Linked DNA regions of Homo sapiens: region 1 is linked to region 2. A link is a contact called in ENCODE Hi-C or POLR2A ChIA-PET data. All regions are on one chromosome and are shown on one strand. The core of a region is the stretch at or near the end of the contact, and the rest is flanking DNA. Distances in the headings are between cores, read along the strand shown. Region 1 overlaps LOC101928277 (a long non-coding RNA gene). Region 2 overlaps TBPL1 (TATA-box binding protein like 1).

Region 1 (7,410 bases), core at 814-3,313, 890 kb before region 2:
GCTGTAAAAAAAAAAAAACAAAAGGCAGCATCTGTGATCTCAGCAGAAAAAAAAAATTGCATGCAAGTATTTAGCCTACTTTCAAATTATAAATGTCATGCTTCTTTTAAATAGTCTTAAAATAAATCATTCCTGGGATTGCAAGTAACATTAACAGAGGCCTTCTTTCCCCCAAGAGAGAAAATCCTGATTAAGGAATTTCTAAGTAGTGAGAATAGCAGATTCATGAATTCCACATTAAAAGGCACTTTGGTGCTTAATACATTTCCTCTACTGAACTTTAGTATGGGATTGTTGACAATTCTCATCTGATACTCAGTAAAAAATGATCACTCTAATTATTTGAAAAGTGGAGAGCAGTTTATGTAAAACTCCCCCACCTGCTCTTAGTATCACCAGTGTAAATGATAATAACCCACCCATAAACCTCGTTCTTACTGGATTCAAGGAGAAACTTTGTGTTTTGGCCTCCAAGTGGCAGCAACAGCCTCCCTGAAGGCAGCAAATTGAGTGTCAGAGTGTCAGTGGGTGCTCAATGACATCTGACCTGGATGAATTGCTTCCCTAACTCTCAGTATGTCAGAGGGAAACCTGCACCCCCATGTTTATTGCAGCACTATTCACAATAGCCATAATATGGAATCAACCTAAGTGTCCGTCAGTGGATACACAGATAAGGAAGATGTGGTACCTATCCACAATAGAATAGCACTCAGCCATAGAAAAGAATGCAGTCCTGTCATTTGCAGCAACACGGATGGAACTGCAGGTCATTATGTTAAGCCAGGCATAGAAAGGCAAGCATTACATGTTTTCACTCGTGTAGGAGCTAAAAAATGTTAATTGCATAGTGTAGAGAGTAGAATGATTATTACCAGAGGCTGGGAAGGGTGTGTGTGGGGTGGGTGATGGGAGAGATGGGAATGAAGAAAGGTTGGTTAATGGGTACAAACATACAGTTAGATAGAAGGAATAAGTTCTAGCAGTCTATAGTACAATAGAGTGACTATAGTTAACAACAATATATTGCATATTTCAAAATAACTAGAAGACTTGGAATGTTCCCAGTACAAATAAATCATAAATGTTTGAGGTGATAGCTATCCTGATTACCCTGATTTGATCATTATGCATTGTACACATACCTCAAAATACACATGTACCCCATAAACATGTACAAATTATGTATCAATAAAATTTTTTAAAGTTTCCTTTATTGTAGCAATGATCAGCATTTTCTCCCGGTCCACCTGGGATGCTCCAACTGATAAAAGCTCATGAACATAAGCGAAGGGGGTGAGATTTTCATCTCTGAGCATTTGCAGTAAGAGCATGCTTAAGAAATTAAAAGTTACATTTCTTACAAGTAAAGAGAAGGGATGTCCAAAACAGCCCACTGAGAGCTGTTTGCTTAACTTCAAGTTCGCTTGACCTTGTTTTGACATCATCTGTGTGCTCTTATCTGCCTCATGATGATAATTTTTTCATCAGCTCCTGCAAAATATTCTGACTACAATGAAAGCTGACCTATCTTGTTTTGTTCAAATGGATTGGGAAACAAAACCATTAGGAAATCTCGGGGATAGAAATGAAGCCGAAATGGATTAACATTTGTTTTTAATTCATGAGTTCTATCGGTCTGGGTCACTGTGTATCAACTGGAAATGCAGGCTACATTTATTTAATCCCAAAGGTAGTTTAAACGTGTTTATATGTATATTCTGTGATTCACAGAGCTGTTTCTGAGCTTTTACAGTGTGCTTTGAAGTTTCAGTGCTTGAGAGGTGATAAAACAAGGTGACACCCAGCTTTAAGAGGAGGTACAGTATGTACAGTAGGCCTCTTGTCCCTTTCAAACTGTGCTGGGTTGGAACGTGACCTCACTGCTATCAGCCTCAGTACCATAAAAGAATGAATGTCCAGAGATCATCACTGGGTCCTTTGATAAAGAGGGCTGATTTAGAATAAAGAAATCCCAGTCAGCCTGAGTAATCATGTAATCAGAGAAACCACATGGGCAAGGAGAGGGAATTCTTAGCTACTGGCATGAGAGGCAAAGTCCACTCGGGTGACAACACAACCTTTCCTAGACCCTCAAATATGGAAGTGCAGCAAGTGACCCATAAAAGTGGAACCTAACACTAGGTCCATTTTATAATTAGCTTGCTCTTACTCAGGTACCAGTCACACAGCTTATGTTTCATGCTCTGCCTTCTCCTTCCTGTGGCTTGACTGTTAGCCAGCTTGGAGCTTAATGCCTTCAGAAACATGGTGGTTTTCCTGGAGAGATGATAGAATGTTCTGCCCCTGTGACAATTAAAAAGGAAGGGGCCAGGCACGGTGGTTGACGCCTATAATCTCAGCACTTTGGGAAGCGGAGGCGGGTGGATTGCCTGAGGTCAGGAGTTCGAGACCAGTCCGCCCAACATGGTGAAACTTCACCTGTAATCCCAGCTACTCGGGAGGTTGAGGCAGGAGAATTGCTTGAACCTGGGAGAAGGAAGTTGCAGTGAGCCGAGATCGTGCCATTGTACTCCAGCCTGGGTGACAAGAGCAAAACTGTCTCCAAAAAAAAAAAAAAAAAAGGTGATAAGTACACCTTTGTTCTTTAATCTCTATTGCTACATAAAAGAATACTTTCATATGTATCTGTATTTATTCATTTAGAGACAGAGTCTCGCTCTGTTGCCCAGGCTGAAGTGCAGTGGTGCAATCTTGGCTCACTGCAACCTCTGCCTCCCTGGTTCAAGGGATTCCCCTACCTCAACCTCCCGAGTAGCTGGGACTACAGGTGCGTGCCACCACGCCCAGCTAATTTTTTTGTATTTTTAGTGGACATGGGGTTTCACTATGTTGGCCAGGCTGGTCTTGAACTCCTGACCTCAAGTGATCTGCCCACCTTGGCCTTTCAAAGTGCTGGGATTACAGGTGTAAGCCACTGCACCCAACCTTTACTTTTCATATTTAATCCTGTCTCTGCTTGACTGAAGACCAGTGGCTTTCTGGAATTTTTACTCAATTCTCAGACCACTTATTGATGAACGGAAGCTCAGTGGGCCAGAAGTCACCACTTGCTTTTCCCTTCCTGGACCTCAGTCTGAGTGTGGGAGCTTATCCCAGAGAGGCTTGATTTTGATGCTACATTCTCACATAAATTCATCAGTCAGAGAAATTCTGGTAAATTCTTAGAGCCGGAGGAGTCTGGGGGATTGTCGTTGTTTTACATTTGAAGAAGTTCAGGACAAATAAGAGTAGTTGTCTAAAGTCACAAGGACATTGAATGAATGAGTCAAGATTTGCTTGAGGTGTTTTGGGTCCCAGTGTATCAGTCTTTTTACCACACTGCCTGAACAAAATTATGTAGTCTCATGTTTGGGCAATGCAAAAAAACATCATAGTGAAACAAATATTCACAGTGAATTATATTCAGGTGCCCAGAAGTCTCAGCTACAAAATATAAATTTATTTTAGCATGGTTTCCATGAACATATATCTTCAATAGGCTTTTCTGAAACTAGACCCCTAATTGTGTCACCGAGATGGGCGGGCTGTTCCCCATCAGCGCACCATGGCTCATTGGCTGCTTGTGGGAAGTGTCCTGAAGGTCCAGAGGTTGACACCGCCTGCCTTCTGTTAACTCACGGCTGGTCATGTTACCCTACTTCTGGCTATAACCTCCTCCCTTCCATGCTGCGATTCTCCACAAGATCTCAGGGATTTGAGAAACCAATACAACATACTTTTGTTTTCTTCCAAATTGAGAATGAGTTTGAGATGTCTTTTATTCTGCATTATTTGTTTCTAAGTGCAATATTGAGGTTTACCCCCTTATAAGCAATTAAATAGCATCTCTCAGGCTAAGAGATGACTCCAGGATATTTTAAAGCAAGAACTACTGGCTGGGCACGGTGGCTCACGACTGTGATTCCAGCACTTTGGGAGGCCGAGGTGGGTGGATCACTTGAGGCCAGGAGTTTAAGACCAGCCTGGCCAATTTGATGAAACCCTGTCTCTACTAAAAATACAAAATAATTAAAGAACCACTGCTCATGTGATTTAAGCCCATGGGGATTCTTAACTGGGCCTGTTATGAGTTTTACAAAGAGTTTATCATTTCATGAAGCTTCTACCGTAAGTCTCCTTCTATAGGTCAGGTCTGAAGGAGGGAGTCCCCTAGCAGGGAAGATTCGTAGTCAGTAATGAGACTTAGTCGTCAGGGTACTCTGCCGACCTTTGTGGAAAATGCGGAAGGGGGAGGCTGGAACAATAGGCCTGCTGCTCTGCATCTCTGTTGTGTTACGTGGGATGGAAAATGAACTTCAAAGCCTAACATGTTTCAAAACCCGAATCAAGCTGAGCCTCCTCCTGTCAGCCCACTGAGAGGCTGTTACCACAAGCAGATGCAGCTGATGCTTTATTATTTTGCAGGGAAGGGGTGGAGGGATCCTATTATTTTGCTTCCAAAGTGTAAAGCGTTCTTTTATGGTTGTGTCATCCTCACAAAAGGCCACATATTTGTATGATTCCATGTATATGAAGTGTCCCAAATAGGCAAATCCACAGGGACAGAAAGCAGACTCATGGGTGAGAGGGGACGGCGGAAGGGGTAGGGAGTGACTTCTATCGGGTAGGGCTTCTTTTTGGGGTCATATGGAACATCCTGAATTAGATAGTGGTGGGGTTGCACAATATAGAAAATATGCAAAAAACAATGAGCTGTTTACTTTTAGATGGTGAATTTCATGCTTTGTGAATTATATCTCTAAAAAATTAATATATAGTTGTGCCATCTTAAGATGAGAACGGGTGAAAAGTGACGGCTCTGCAATGCTCTGGATGACAATCGTGGCAGCTCGTGTTTATTGTGTACCAATCACTGTTCTAAGAGCCTGACCTGTGCTCACCCATTTAACCCTCACAGCAGCCCCTGAGGTGGATACTATCACTACTCCCATTTTACAGATGAGGGGACCAAGGCACAGAACAGTCCTGTGACTCATTCAATGCAACACAGCAGGAGCATGGCAGAGTCAGGCGCCTCACCTGGCAGTCTGGCTCCCAGGTCTGCCTCTGGCCTGCAGCGCAGCACCCCTTCTGGATTCCAGCAAGGTCACTGCAGGCAGGATACTGAAAAGACCATCAGAGAGTTCACATGAATGTGGGAGCTTAAGGTGACCCAGTCTTGAGTGTTGGCATGGGCTTCGTCTGCAGCAAAGGTCATTTGCACAAACAGATTAGCCCACCTAACTGTTGTGCCATCACAGTGGCTGACGTCAATGTCAATTCACCCTATTTGTTCAGAGCTGGGGCACACAGGTGTTTCTCACTGCAGATTGGTCTGTACCCATAAGCCTCTACCTCTCCAGGAGAACTTCCAGTGGGTGGGAGGGACAAACAAGCTTGGCACTCACTTCTGATGCAATATTGGCAGCTGTCTCAATGCATGCTGACCTTAAAGGTTATTATGAGCACAAAATACCATCCAATTTAGGTCCTCTGTAAGAAATAGACTAAAGCAATTTTGCAAATTGTTTTATGCTTTAAAATCAGACATCTGATCTCTGGGTGCAAGAAAAATGAGTCACTTTGAAGATCTTTAAAATGACCTTCACTTTAAGTCAATAATGCATAGAAATAATGCTCTAGCTACTTTCTATTTTGTTGAATACTTCAAAATATATAACGTCCAGTCTTCTAATTTATCCTTAGATTTCCCTTCTTCTTTCTTTCCTCCCTCCCCCCTCCCCCCCAACAAGTGAAACATAGGTACATGCTTGGCACCTGGTGCTCTAAGCCATGTGAACTGAGAGGTGAGATAGGGTACTGGGTAAGAAGAGTACAAGGACTAGCACAAACCCATTGCATGGGTTTGAAGCCCTGTGTGGCTACTCATCACCCGTATACCCTTGGGCAGGTTTATTTAGACTCTCCTTGCTTCCATTAGAAAGTGGAAGTGTGGGCTGGGGGCGGTGGCTCATGCCTGCTGTAATCCCAGCACTTTGGGAGGCCGAGGCAGGTGGATCACTTGAGGTCAGGAGTTCAAGACCAGCCTGGCTAACATGGTGAAACCCTATCTGTACTAAAAATACAAAAATTGGCCGGGCATGGTGGTGTACACCTGTAATCCCAGCTACTTGGGAGGCTGAGGCAGGAGAATTGCTTGAACCTGAAGGTGGAGGTTGCAGTGAGCCGAGATCACACTATTGCCTTCCAGCCTAGGCAACAGAGAGAGAGACTCCATCTCAAAAAAAAAAAAAAAAAAAAAAAGAGGTGTAAAATGGTGACAATCACAACACCTACCTCAGAGTGTCGTTGTGAAGTTTAAATGGCCCAGCAAGTACAAAACACTTAAGGTGGGCATTAAGGCCTTCATTATACCTGCGATTTATCTTAAATCTAGATACTTCAGTCTGATAAATGAACAATTAAAATGGCAACAGTAAGTCAGACATTTATTTGTGCCAATCCTTGTACTCTTCAGAGTGTGTTCCATTCACGACGTCATTTGATTATAATATAGTCCCCATTTGACCTATGGGGAAATCAGAAGAGTGAGAGGGGTTTGTTCAACATCACACAAGGAATTCATGTCTTAGCTGCTCCAGAACTCAATTTTCCTTATTCCTCAGCCAGTTTTATTTATTCTCAAAAATATTTTTATATAATTTTCATTAATTTCTTAGTGAGAAATTTACAAGAAAAAGAGAGTGTGTTTCAGGATTCAAAAATATTTGAAGATCAAACAACAGAGGCACATTGTTGGAGGGACAGAACTCAGGTCCAGAGCTCCAGCTTCTCTGAGTCCACAGCTGCTAGAGAAAGCCCCTGTTGGGCACTGTTTGTTCACGGATTACAGATTGTTGGAGCTTGTAGCAGTATCTGGTATAGTCAATCTTAACTTTTCATTTTATGGATTCAGAAACATTTCCAGGGAGCTGGAATGACTTTATTGAGGTTGCTAAACAGGTCAATATAAAACCTGAGAATCCAACTTATTGGTTTACTTCCAAGTCTATTTCCTTTCCATCTGAACACATTCCCTCTCACGGAGAAGAGAGCATACTCAGAGCTCCCAGGATGGCATCAGAACCAGGAAACGGCCTCCCTCTCAGCCTCCTTGTGCGTTCCTCTCCCGCTTCCTTACATACTGCACTGTGAGGCCCCGTCTCGATGGAGAAGCAGGGATCTGCCTGCCATACTTTATAATGTCTGATGTTCATGTACACATAGCAAGTTCACTGCAGTCCTCTGTTCCTGGGTTACAGCAAAGCCCTCTCTTCTGCCTCCAGTTCTCTCATAGCACTTTCCTTCCATCTAACCACCAGACTTGACAAATCATTTAATGTTTCTGTGAATCAGTTTTCCTACTACTAAAATAGGTACAATTCTACACATTTCATAAAGTTTATT
Region 2 (7,469 bases), core at 2,789-5,288:
GATGAGAATGAACGGAGGTTGGTCAATTGATTTAAAATTACAATTGGATTGGAGGAATAAGTTATGGTGTTCTGTTGCACAGTAGGGTGACCATGGTGAACAGTAAAGTATATCATAAAATAGCTAGAAGAGAGGCTTTTGACTGTTCTTACCACAAAGAAATGATAAATTCATGAGGTGACAGATGCCCTACCCTGATTTGATCACTATACAACAAATCTGTACCTCATAAATATGTATAATATGTACAATCATGTGTCAATTAAAAAATAAAAAACCAGCCTGGGCAACACAGATAGACTCAATTTCTACAACAAATTTTAAAATTAGCCAGGTATGGTGGTGCATGCCTGTGGTTCCAGCTACTTGGGAGGCTGAGGTGCACTGAACCTGGGAGGTTGAGGCTGCAATGAGCTATCATGGCACCACGGCATTCCAGCCTGGGTGACAGAGTGAGACCCTGTCTCAAAAAAAAAAAAGCAAAAACAAAACAAAAACAAACCTTGGTGACAGATATATGAGTGTTCATTATGCTACTCTCTCCACATTTCTGCCTAAAAGTTTCCATAATAATTTCTAACAGCTGTTTAAGATTAGGACTTTATTTAATAATAGGTTATATTAAGACAACATGGGGTTCAAAATGTACTGTATTACTTAAACAAACACATATACACATAAACTTAGGTTAGATAAGAATGTCCAGACCAAAGAGAGTAATAGCCTTTGCTATTGAAATATCTACAGTATCCAGAATTTATCAAATTATTATTTAAAGATACTAAAGATATTATTTCCAAATATCCAAAGCAAAGTACGATGGTGTGAGATATAAAAACAGTGAGCTGTGTGAAGAAAATCTTAGGACATTTAGCATAAGAATGGAAAAAGAGTAGTTGTTCTCAACTGAATAAAAAAGAAAATTGACAGAGTCAATTGAGGTCACATGAAAGATCTCATGAAGCCACACAAAAAACCAGATACTTAACACTGCAAAGTGGTGGGCTCCCCAGAAGATTCGTGTCCAAAAAGGGAAGGCAGAGCTAGATAATTAACCAACAGTTAGGAGTGGCACAAAACAAGTCTTCTATTAGGTGAAAGATGAGACTAGACTGATGGTTTTTAAGATTCCCATCTAATTCTAAAATCCCAGGAGCCTAACATATTAGATGAAGATACATTCTAGACAAATGTAGGAATTATACAGTAAATTTCCATTTTAATTCTAGAATTATTCTGTTAGTTTAGATAAATTATCATCAATTCTGAACTCACCACTTCCCCTTCAGCATGCATTTGTGTTCAAAGGGGCAGTAATGGGAGAGAGTTAGATGCACTAAGGTCTAACAGTTGAAAACCTTGAACTTGTTTGGCAGGGTGACATTCTATCATGAGGACATTTTAGGAGTCAGTCCACAGGGTTGGCATTTTTATAGTCTAGCCACATGAAGAAAATTTTACCAAGTTTGCCTGGCCATAAAAAACCTTGAATCTTCCAAAGAAAAAGACTGTATATTTTACCACCCGTAAAACATTTAACAAATGCTTAAGTGAAAGCAAAAGTATTTGATGTACAAAAAGCATCATTACATTCAGTTAAACAGAAAGTTAAACTATCTTCATTACATATGACTACCTACTATCTATGAGACTCAATCTAGATATTCAGTCTGAAGACTGTTAAGCAGGTAGCATTCATGTGAATAATTTTGTATCAAAGTGAATTATGGTTAAAAAAATCTATATTAAGAAAGCTACAAGGTACTATTTTTTAATGGAAATTAGTCAACAACTCTGAGGTTGCCAGCATCTATTTACTAAAAAAAAAAAAAAAAAAAAAAAGTGTATTTTATGGTTCAGTCAATGACATTATTTGTAATGGTGTCTAAAAGGTGATGGGGAAAGATTTAAATGATACTGATTTTCTGAATGACTGCTTAAGAAAAGATAAGTTCAATGGTTTACATTCTCATGCAAAAATTCTGGTTGAAAAAATGAAATATTTTGCAATATAAGAAGATATAATTGAAAACCTGTCTCATCTTAATAATGTTTAAACAGTAACCTAGTTAAGATTCTCACTGTTTCGACGAATACTAAAATATATCTATAAAGTAAGAAAACTTGGATACTGACCAGGAGTGGTGCCTCACGCCTGTAATCTCAGCACTCTGGGAGGCCAAGATGGGTGGATCATTTGAGGTCAGGAGTTGGAGACCAGCCTGGTGAAACCTCGCTCCTACCAAAAATACAAAAATTAGCCAGGCATGGCAGTGGGCGCCTGTAGTCCCAGCTACTGCGGAGGCTGAGGCAAGAGAACTGCTTGAACCCAAGGGCAGAGGCTGCAGTGAGCAGAGATTGTGCCACTGCACTCCAGCGTGGGCGAGAGCGGACTCCATCTCAAAAGAAACAAAACAAAACAAAAAACTTGGATGCTAAGACAGTAGACATCAATTGTAATGGAAGCTACACGACAGTGGACTAGTTCTGAACTGCTCCTGTTCTCATTTGTAAAACACAATACCATTTACCTCTCATGATTGTTTTGAAGAATAAAAAAACTCACAAATTTTGATATGCTCTATTAAAGCAATGTATTAGTGAATGCTAACAATAATATTAACTAATATACTATTGTGGATAAAGGAAAAAAGTGTATTTTACTGACTACAACCTTACATTTGGAAATTCAAACGCAAAGATGAGAAATTTGGCATATGATTCCTTACTATATAAAAGCAAGTTTTATTTTGGATAGATTTCTTAATATTTCAGATAAACTGTCTAAGTATACAAGATTTAAGGAAGATAGCATGTCATTTTCTGATTATATAAGAAATACTCAAATAGTCACCTGGCCAGGTGGATCACGAGGTCAAGAGATCGAGATCATCCTGGCTAACATGGTGAAACCCCGTCCCTACTAAAAATACAAAAATTAGCTGGGCGTGGTGGCACGCGCCTGTAGTCCCAGCTACTTGGGGGAGGCTGAGGCAGATGCAGGCTGCAGTGAGCCGAGACTGCATCACCACATTCCAGCCTGGTGACAAAGCAAGACTCTGTCTCAAAAAAAAAAAAAAAAGAAAATAGTCACCCATAATCCTAACAGTGATAACTGCTTTTTTCCTGTGCTCATATAAGCACATGGTCCTAGGCTCTAAATCCATATATTTGTCTGTGCACATGAAACAAGATTGGGATCGCACATGCTGTCTTACCTAGTCAGCAAAGGATTTTATAAAAATCTTGGACAACCTGAGATATGAAAAGCAGCAATACTGAATTAATTGATTTTCCTTGAATACTAATGAGGGTGAACTTTTCAAACACAGTCATGTGCTGCCTAACAATGTTTTGGTCCAGGGGTCCATAATATTATAATACCGTAGTTCTACTACACCTTTCCTATGTTTAGATACCCAAATACTTATGATTATGTTACAACTGCCTACAGTACTCAGTAAAGAAACATGCTGTATAGGTTCACTGCCTACAAGCAATAGGCTATACTACATAGCCCAGGTGTGTAGTAGATTCTACCGTCTGGGTTTATATAATTATACTCTATGATGTTCACGTGATGACAAACTCACTTCTCAGGACACATCCTTGTCATTAAGCGATGCATGACTATATTACTAACCATTTGTATTTCTTTAAAGTTAGCTGCCTCCTATCTTCTGTTCATTTTCCTTCTAAGATTTCTTATTGATTTATGGAAGCTCTAATATATAAAGAATATTAACCTTTTGCCCGCTTAATCTAATTCATTCTGCTGAAAATGATTTATGCCCACTTCTACATGTGATCCACTCCCACTTGTTCTACAGCTGAGCATCACCTTCATTCAATCAATTCTATAACAATGAACTGGAAATCTAAGCATTAAGACCCATACTAGGGGATAGGGACCTGGTAGTGAACAGACTCGGTTCAGGAAACAGCAGATGTTCTCAGCTAAGAGTAGGAACTGCTCAGGCCTGAAGGAAGAATCAGCATGGCTACGGTGAGAAAAGTGAAAAGGAAAGTGGCATAAGACTAGGCTAGAAATGCAGGGAGGGGTCAAATCATGCCTTCTATGCCACGTTCAGAATTTTCATGTTTATCTCAAAAGTAGTGGTTAGCTAAAAAAGAAGCAAGAACTGACATCACGTATTTGCATTATAAAAATGTATCACCACCACTCTGCAATGGGAGGATGGACTGAAAGAGAAGAATGGGTAGCACAGCAGTCCAGGCAAGATGACAGGACGGACCACAGTGGTAGTACTGTGGTTTGAAAATGCAAAGTAGTAGACACAAGACAGGCAGTTTTAAGAGATAGAGTGAACAGAATTTTCTGATTGATATGGGGATGGAAAAAAGGGAGATGGAGAATGACTGCAGGTTTGTGGCCTAAGATACTATTTACTAAGATAGGAAACACTGGAGAAAGGGCAGGTTTGCAGGGCAGATGAGAAAGGTAGGAGGGGTTAACAATTCGGTTTTGGACATTTTGAACTGAAGGAACTTGTGAGACATCCAAGAGGAGATACGGAGCAGTTAATCAGCTAAAAGTCCATTGCTCAGGACAGGTCTAGGTTAAGACTGGAAATGAAAATTTGGAAATCCTAGTACAGAAGGTAATTAAAACCATCATGGGTGAAATTTAAAAATCAAAGGAACTCAGAAATCTGATCCTCAATATTAAGCCAGAGTGTCCCTATTCTGAGTCCCATTTGGTCAATGGTAATGTTACTATACATACTTATATCACAGTTTTCCACACTACAAACTATGGTAAAATGTTTCCTATTTATAGTCTCCTTGGTAGACAATAAGCTCCTCAGAAGCATGATCAAATCTTCTTTATTTCTGTACCCCAGCCTTGGCGTAGTTCCCAATGCGCCATACACATTCAATAAAATGTCTGCAGAGTTTAACTGTAAGCTTGAGGTTATTAAAAAGCAATGTTTACTTACACACCCACACGACACACACACACATGCACACACACTCTCTCTCTGTTTCTTTCTGTCTCTCTCTGTCTCTGAAGTTGAAGAGCTCAGCAGAATGCTTGGGTTAAATCTAGACTCTACCACTTATTAGCCATATGACTGTGGGTAAGTTAACACCTTTGTGCCTCAATATCCTCCTCTGTAAAATAAGGCAGATAAACAGAACCCATCATAGTGTTGTGAAAATTAAATTTCATATAAAGCGCTTGGCACAGTACTTGCACATGACAAGCATTCAAATGTAGCTGTTCTTATTGTTACTATTATTATATCTCCTTTCTTCATATGGATGGAGAAATGTTCAAAAATGGAAAGGATTTCTAGTTACTCACTGTAGTCCTCAAGCTTTGGAACACAAAAGCAAATCATATTCCTTCAAGTTTAAAAGTAAGTGGTAAAAATAAAGAATACAACTTTGATGTATCTGTTAAGTGAAATGAGTACTGAAAAAAGCACTAAATTTAACAGTGAATTAAAAAAAAAAACCCACAAAACTCCAACAATAACAAAACCATCAAATCAAAGCAAATAGTTGTTGATCATGGGGTTCTTTTTTGGTGGTGCTGAGGGGAGTGGGGACAGGGAAGGTGGCAAATGAAACAGGAAAAGACTGACCAAATCTACTACATGTTACGAAATAGGTATTATGCTAGATTTTACTTCATTAGGTACCTGCAAAAAAGCAGGAAAATTAGAAGCATAATGGGTTTGGATATTAAATTGTGATACAAGTTTATGATGTTCATTTCATTTAAATTGTAAGGTATTTGTTTTCTTGAGCAGGTCTTATATGTGCCCCTACTTCCCATATTACGGACTATAATTTTAAAAGCTAAAAAGTTTCATCTCTTTACTGAGAAGTTTGATATTTGTCCTAAGCTACTGTAAGTGACTATAATTTGTAAGACTAATTTAGCCATTAAATTAATGCTAACAAAACAGCATAATTTTTAAAAGATTATTAGTTTCATTTACAAGTGTAAATGTTAATTCACTAGGGTAGCTAAAAGACTGAATAAATCTTCTCATAAGTTGGTGTCAGAATTGGCATGCATCAAGATCAAGCCTCTCTATATTCTGATTTATTTCAAGGGTGTGAATGCAGGGCTCAAACTTGAAGCACTGATAACTCATCAAGAATTTAATCAAGAGAAAGTACTGCATGGGGAAAATACAACGGGTGAAACTTCCTATTTTCATAGTTTCGACTGTTTTTATAGAGTTACCCCTCATATAAAATGCTCTAGCATAGACAACCTGTTTAAGGTCTATGTCATGCACAAATGCCATTTTAAGAAAAGGAAGGTCAGATTATGAAATTAGTTACTTGGGAAAATAAAACAGAGTTCGGCCGGGCATGGTGGCTCACACCTGTAATCCCAGCACTTTGGGAAGCTGAGGCGGGTGGATCACGAGGTCAGGAGATCGAGACCATCCTGGCTAACACGGTAAAACCCCATCTCTACTAAAAATACAAAAATTAGCCTGGAGTGGTGGCAGGCACCTGTAGTCCCAGCTACTCGGAGGCTGAGGCAGGAGAATGGCGTGAACCCGGGAGACGGAGCTTGCAGTGAGCCAAGATGGTGCCACTGCACTCCAGCCTGGGAGACAGAGTGAGACTCCATCTCAAAAAAAAAAAAACCCAAAAAACCCAAAAAAACAAAACAAAACAAAAAAAACAAACAGTTCAAACATTTCTGGTTTAAAAAACAGTACAAAATATACTTAAAACAAACATGATTACATAATGAACACTCTTTCCACATGTAAGCACCATTAGGAATTTCTTATTTTACTCAGAGCTTGTCAGATCTGAGTAACTGGTTGAAGGGTGCGTCACTCAAAAAGGATAAACACAGAGAACTTGGCTAGAGATCAGAAGAAAGCCATACATTTTTAAAACCTGAAATTATGGTCTGTGAGAAAGTCAAGAACACTACCACAACAGTAGGGTGAGTAATTTAATGATAATATACAAGTAAAAGAATGGGTTCTTACACAGAACACACAAGAGTGATAAGGAAGTTTTCTGATTGGAACATTGGTTCTTTTTTTTGAGACGCAGTCTTGCTCTGTCGCCCAGGCTGGAGTGCAGTGTCACGATCTCGGCTCATTGCAACCTCCGCCTCCCAGGTTCCCACCATTCTCCCGCCTCAGCCTCCCGAGTAGCTGCGACTACAGGCGCCCGCCACCACGCCTGGCTAATTTTTTTTTTTTTTTTTGTATTTTTAGTAGAGACGGCGTTTCACCACGTTAGCCAGGATGGTCTCGATCTCCTGACCTTGTGATCCGCCCGCCTCAGCCTCCCAAAGTGCTGGGATTACAGGCGTGAGCCACCGCGCCAGGCCGGTTCTTAACGATCAAGAAAAAGACAAGGACAGGCCTGGTGGACTCATGCCTGTAATCCCAGCACTTTGGGAGGCCAAGGTGGGCAGGTTGCTTGAGCCAGGAGTTACAGACCAGACTGAGCAA

What was found. A loop is a pair of places that touch in the nucleus more often than their neighbours do. ChIA-PET counts read pairs that join two places held with the same protein, here RNA polymerase II (POLR2A). Pooled maps may share reads with other maps.
Region 1: a loop to region 2 is called in a pooled map of right cardiac atrium, with 2.6 times the contacts of the local background. The contact joins two enhancer-like sites. A Hi-C loop is called at or near these places in 1 of 37 single-sample maps with no recorded cell type and 4 of 50 pooled maps. POLR2A ChIA-PET finds 5 or more read pairs at or near these places in 2 of 52 experiments (MCF 10A and endothelial cell of umbilical vein).

Annotation. Positions count from the first base shown.
Region 1 is chr6:134,847,969-134,855,378 of GRCh38, reverse strand. The region is part of intron 2 of LOC101928277 (a long non-coding RNA gene); the gene reads left to right. Among named protein-coding and RNA genes, the nearest start is that of ALDH8A1, 98 kb to the left of the region's middle. RefSeq lists an enhancer at 4,036-4,569. Within about 2 kb of position 2,063, at least 4 of the 41 ENCODE cell types and tissues checked have a DNase peak (open chromatin) inside an H3K27ac peak, as active enhancers do.
Region 2 is chr6:133,963,625-133,971,093 of GRCh38, reverse strand. The region is part of intron 1 of TBPL1 (TATA-box binding protein like 1); the gene reads right to left. The region is part of intron 1 of LOC128092253 (umcharacterized LOC128092253); the gene reads right to left. Among named protein-coding and RNA genes, the nearest start is that of TBPL1, 14 kb to the right of the region's middle. RefSeq lists enhancers at 4,019-4,068, 6,252-6,421. Within about 2 kb of position 4,038, at least 2 of the 41 ENCODE cell types and tissues checked have a DNase peak (open chromatin) inside an H3K27ac peak, as active enhancers do.